Regions from separate parts of the Homo sapiens genome. Here region 1 is linked to region 2. The links are chromatin loops, found by intact Hi-C in ENCODE. Cell type or tissue: IMR-90. All regions are shown on one strand. Links, peaks and the distances in the headings refer to the core of each region. The heading gives the core; the rest is flanking DNA.

Region 1 (2,918 bases), core at 191-2,690, 270 kb before region 2:
ATTGCTTTTCTATGCTGTCAGGGATTAACTTTGCACAAAGAAAGGTTTAGCCTCAGATGGGCCCCTGGCGGCCCTTTAAACTTATGGCATGTCCTGCCTGATAAGACCTTCTGAGCACAGGGCCAGTGAAACTGCACAGAGAAGCACATCACAAACGTTGTCCTGCCCGGTCTCCTGAACCATCTGCCTGTCTCCTGTCCTCTTCCTTATTTTCCAAAGACCATCACAGACGCCAAGGCTCAAATTAGTTTCTATGAACTCTGATGCATACTGTCATGTATGATGTGCCAGGAATTGTGCATTATCTCACTTAATCCTTGCAAGACCACTGGATGGTAAGTCTTAACAATGCCCACTTTATAGTGGAAAATCTGAGGCTTTGAAAGGTTAAACAATTTGTCTAAAATTACAGCGCATGTGGCAGTCAGGTCTATCCAACCTCAGCATCTGGATTCACAGTTGCTGTGCTGAATAGCCTTACATGAGACTTCTACTTATCTAAACTTACACACAGTTATTAGTTTGAATTCTGAGAAACTGGCTTTTGAGAGTGGAAAAGAGGCCAGGTATAAGCGTTCTTAGTCTGTTTTAAGAATAAGAACAATTAGGATAATCACTCACCCCCACCCCCAACTCATCACCCTTAGAAGAATCTATCTGCTAGTAGTCACTTGGTATCCACAAAGTCAGACTTCATTATCCCCTAATAAAAACTCTCCTGGCATCATTCTAAGAGGTTTATGTGGGGTGCTGCTCCCCATTTCCAACCTGTCTGTGAACCTCTCCTTTTTGATTCACTGCTGAATCATCTGCCAGGCCTCTGAGCGCTCACCTTCATTTTGCTCAGCCACAAGGTAGACTCCTGAGTAAATGGAGTCCATTAGAGTGGACTCACATCACATTAAGGTATGCAAATGTGTACATTAAGGTGGAGGGAGACACAGAAAAAGAAAAATAATTGTAGTTGCATAGGAGATTCCTAGCACCATCCCATTCATTAAGGAGATATAGCTGATATGAACACACTGTTCCCCCCCAAGTCTGTGTTGTTTTCTAAGCACCTCTGAGAATACAGGCATCTCACCAAGCTAAGGGTCCTGCTCCTGTTTACAATGCCCGTGTTTCATAAACTTTGCCTACTAAAGGGAAACTAACAATTTCATCTCATACTCAGGAAATCATGCTAGCCCAATACTAGAGGATAACACAGCTGGATCTGACTCACTAAGAAGCAATGTGTCAGTTTCCAGTGAAGTGCTTCTAAAGAGATTTGCCAAGTCTACTTTTTGTCTCACAAGCAGACTTCAGAGCCTAAATTTTCCATAAGCTGTGACTCTGCAAATTTGTCTGGGGATTTGTGATTGGATCACTGGGGAATTGACCCACCCAGTTGCAGAGATGCTAGTCCAAGGGTTATGTAGAATTAGAGCTGCAGTCAGCACCAAGAAAAGCAACGCCCTGTGTGTACTGAAGATTTAAGAGAGCAGAAAAATAAGAGGAGACCAAGGGAACCAGGCTATAGAAAGGAAAGTGGAACTGCAGCAAAACATATATTTAACACATTTTTAAAAATAGGGATCACTACCAAGCCGGAGACAGTGAGTGAGAGAGAAAGAGATTGGGAATGAGAGCAGAAAAATAAGAGGAGACCAAGGAAACCGGGCTATAGAGAGTAGAGTGGAACAGGAAGAAGACATATATTTGAAAAGAGGGGTCACTGTTGAGCCAGAGAGAGTGAGTGAGAGAAAGAGATTGGGAATGAGCCTTCTTGGTGTGTGATGGGTCCTGACTGAGTGGCCCTTGTCCCAGGATCCCATGCCTGTCAGGCCCGGGCTTCCCTTCCCCTTTGGCAGGGGCATCCCTAGTGAGGCACAGGAATGATTTGTACTCTACATTCAGCTTCTGTTGCCCCAACTGTAGTCTAACGCACCCCAGCAAGTTTACCCTTTTTCTTACCTGCTAATGCCAAATTGACAACCTAATTACCACGCATATGTGATTGCTATTACCATGTGAATAGTAATAACTATGCACCCTTTCTAATTTCTAATTCTGATTCAGAAACAGAAGTCATTCACAAACCCTTCCTTATCAGTTTTAAAAAACGATCCCTATGCCGAAATGGTGACTCAGCTTCCGTACATTGCAGTGATAGTGCTGGCCCTCTCCAGAACCCTTGCACTCTCCGGCCGTTAACAAAGATAAATATAAATGCTTATTTCAAGTTCTCTTTTCAACCACCCTTGCGCTCCAACGATTTTTTTTCCTGCATGGGCTGCTTCTGGCTGCTATGACCTAATGCTACGACCTTTTTTTTACTCTGGGTTATTCTGGCCTTCATTTCTTTTGAAATCAGCCCTTCAATTTCATTTTCTCATATTTGTCACCACAGCTTTGAGATGTATGTGTACCTTTAACAGCTACATGAGTAGAATGGAAGGTGGTAGAAAGACACTATGGTTCAATATTAACAGGAGAATGGGGAGGAGCCAATGATACTGCCAGACACAAAAGGAAGGGAGGAGGAAGTGGGGGAGCAGAAAGAGTAAAGTAATAAGAGCTTGGGGAAATCAAGTTAAAAGTAACCAAGAGGTAATCAACCCAGTGATGGCATGGCACTAAATATACATGTCTTGCCTTGTGACATCTCTTCTAATTTTCTATCTTGCATCTCTCAGAAATTTGTAGAAGTTCCCTGAGGGCAAGTTCCCTGCCTTATACTCTTGTTTGTTGTTGCTGTTTCATATGGAACATTAATATTTGCTGATCAAATGATGTATTAATTGATTGATATTCCAACTGCTTGCACTCCAAATAAGACTGTACACATTTCAAATGGTGGTGGTGGTAGAACCATTTGAGTGAGGGAGAGGAGTAGTTAGAATTAGTGGAAACTGTATTTTTTTCCCCAAAATGCT
Region 2 (2,918 bases), core at 146-2,645:
CATGCAGTCCCCACATGTGCCTGTGGTGAGCTTCCGGGGTAACAGACACACACAGCAGCGACTGAGCACCACCTTAACTCCTCCCGTCCCAGAGCTCTCATCCCAAAGATTGTCTCTCTGCATGGTCCAGGTCTTCTGCTCCAAAGAGCCGTAGCATTAGAAGCATGGGCCACAGCTTAAGTCAAAGGGAATTTTCCTTTGTATTATTAATATTTTAGAGTTTCTGAGTTGTTAAAGTCTTGTGGTTTTCTGTATCAGCAGCTTCTCTGTGTACTAGAGAAGGTAACTCTCTGTAGATATAGATTGATAGATAGTTAGATATATAAATATATATATATATATATATATTTGCCAAACTGCCTTACAGGGTTTTTTTTTCTTTCTTTTTTTTTCCTTTTTTCAGTGTTGTATGTGTAGCAGGCACTTGAGTTTATATGAAGATGTTCGCTTCAGTCAAGGATGGAAGGAGTTGTGAGGTGGAAGGGAGATGTGAGGCAGGGAGAGAGGAGGCAACAGAGTATGAATTCATGACCACCAGCCACCACTAGCCAAGAATGTCCAGGTAGATTGGGGTGGCCTTCCCCAAAGCATGGAGGATTTTGTAGATCTCCTTGATGTTCAACCGCTGCTGTGGTTCCCTCTGCCAGCACCCCAGCATGACATCGTACACCTCTTTGGGGCAGACTCGGGGCCGCTCCAAAACACGACCTTGGGTAATGCACTCAATGACCTGAAAGAGTGAGAAGAACAAGGAAGTTACACCCAAAGCTCAGCCTTGGTCCTGTGGCTCAGACTCGGCAAAAAGCAACAACTTCCCGGATTAGTTTCTATGCAGAGCCGAGGCTCTCACAAGCACAAGCTAAAGGCTAGGCTGTATACAGCACTGGTATATTTGTCTGTCTGGTGCACAGTGCAGTGAGCAGCAGTGGCTGGTGGAGTCCTCTGCTGCCCTTCATACTCCACTTCTTGGGCCAGGCCCACATTGACCATTGACTCCCCATACTCTCTTCTCTTTTACCTCACTTTTCTTCTCTAGTCCTGAATCTCATCAGGATGACTGAGCTGCATTCATTTTTCACTTGATAGTGGACATGGGCTTCTGACCTGTCCCTCCCCCTTTCATGAGCCTGCCTCACTTTGAAACTGCCATGAAGGAGCTCTGCACCCTCTGGCCCCTGCATGCCTATCTCCTCTTATCTCTCATTCCTGGCAGGCTCCCAGTTGCAGACTCTGTGCACGTCACCACACTTGCCTCTGAGTCATTACATAGGACCCTTTTGCAGCAAGACCCATCCTTCCCTGCTGCTTGCACTAAACCATGCTTCCAGTTTCTCTTAAAGTCCTTAACAATAGGACTAACTGCTTGATTCACCACTGCCTTCTGGGTGGCCAGTTCAAGTCTGTTAACCTCAGGATCTCAGCATGTCCATCTGTAAGATGGAATCAAATGTCTGCCTTAACCACCCCCAGGAGTGTTGTAAGGATGAAATGAGACCACGAAAAGGGACTGTATGGCCCAACATACTGAAGGAGAAGCCATAAGGAGGAGTAGGAAGAAAACAAGTAATGCATGCCTGGCCAACCCCAGCAGGCCACTTGAGACCCAAGTGTATAATTTGCAATGCATTTCCAATTCCTCAAAGATAATTCTTTACTGACACTGAATATATGCATTTTCAAGGCTTCATTGTCTAGTTTTTAGGTTGGTTTTCACTTCTCCCTAACTCTACCACTGCATAACTTTGGTCAAGTCACTGACCCCGAACTTCAGTTTCTGCATTTAAAGATTGGTCATAATGATAAAAATACAAAGAATAATCTCTAGCTCAGCAGCTGAACAAATATTATTTCCCTTCTCTGCCACCATTAGTCTGTATCTAATTAGGTAAAAGCACTGTCTTTTTTCTCCTTTGCATGTCCCTACACTGCTCAACAGTGCCTTGTTTCCAGTATTGTCTCATGTCACGCTGACTTTGGGAGGGCTGGTCAAACCATCACTGTGTCAGCATCCGCCTGGTTATATTCACCCTGGAGTTTACGATGGCCCCTTGGCTCATTTCTTTACCAGCCTGATAAGTCTCCAGCTGCTTATATTCCCCATTCATATTAGAGACCCATTTCCACCCTCCATTACCTTCACCTCCAGGAAAAGGGATTCAGTTCGAACTACAGTAGCAGCTGCTAATGCCAAGATCAAAGGCACCTGGGAGTGTCTCTTCTAATGTTGGACTATCCAGGTTTGTTGATTTCCATGGAGAAACCGATGATCAGAGACTGTCAGTATGTGGCTGCTATGGTGGGTGGAGTGGGGGAAGTGGCTGAGGGCAGAAAGCCTGCCTTTAAGGCCAATGCCTCTGTGAGTCTTAGAAGAAACTGCAAACACCCTGTTAGCTGCTATGAGCCAGCTCAAGAACAGATGCTGAGTCTTCTGTTAAGACCAATAGCAACCTCAGCCCAGAACCTCTGTTTACTGGGGCCACCAAACTACAAGGAGGCAGTGTTCAGGTGCATGCATGGTGTGTGTGTGTGTGTGTGTGTGTGTGTGTGTGTGTGTGTGTGTGTGTTCCTAACCCTTCCTCCCCTGCGAAAACAGTAACAATTTCTTAAACACCATAACAAATGGGTTCTAGTATATATACTTTCATTATTTTAAAAGATTGTTAAAATATTTTGTTCTACTTTGGGAAATGTGGTCAGGCCCCACTGAGCTTGTGAATCATGAGATAGTACACGTTTTAAAAAATAATTTCTTTTCAGTCTTTGTAATTCACTTAATCAAGTGGTCAAGACATAGGAGAGCAGAGACAAACATAGCTTCCAAGAAGAAAGACACTCTGTTGAATATTCAAATAAGATTTCAATACCAAAAGGGTCTTGTGTTTACATTTTCCCAGCAAACAGAAGACCATAAAAAGAAT

The links. A loop is a pair of places that touch in the nucleus more often than their neighbours do. Peaks named below come from ENCODE experiments on the same cell type or tissue, not always from the same donor. Only the 100,000 strongest peaks of a DNase experiment are listed, where the experiment ranks them.
Region 1: it touches region 2 in a loop (2.3-fold over the local background); 1 of 110 quality-filtered maps calls a loop at or near these places.

Annotation. Positions count from the first base shown.
Region 1 is chr15:87,608,351-87,611,268 of GRCh38, forward strand. The region is part of intron 1 of LOC102724465 (a long non-coding RNA gene); the gene reads right to left. Among named protein-coding and RNA genes, the nearest start is that of LINC00052, 33 kb to the left of the region's middle. In IMR-90, for the core only: no CTCF peak of the experiment used is centred there; a DNase peak (open chromatin) is centred at 1,301.
Region 2 is chr15:87,876,391-87,879,308 of GRCh38, forward strand. It overlaps NTRK3 (neurotrophic receptor tyrosine kinase 3), which reads right to left. Exons shown (of 20, transcript NM_001012338.3): 20 at 1-730. The coding sequence ends at 545. Among named protein-coding and RNA genes, the nearest start is that of MIR11181, 68 kb to the right of the region's middle. In IMR-90, for the core only: no CTCF peak of the experiment used is centred there; a DNase peak (open chromatin) is centred at 1,251.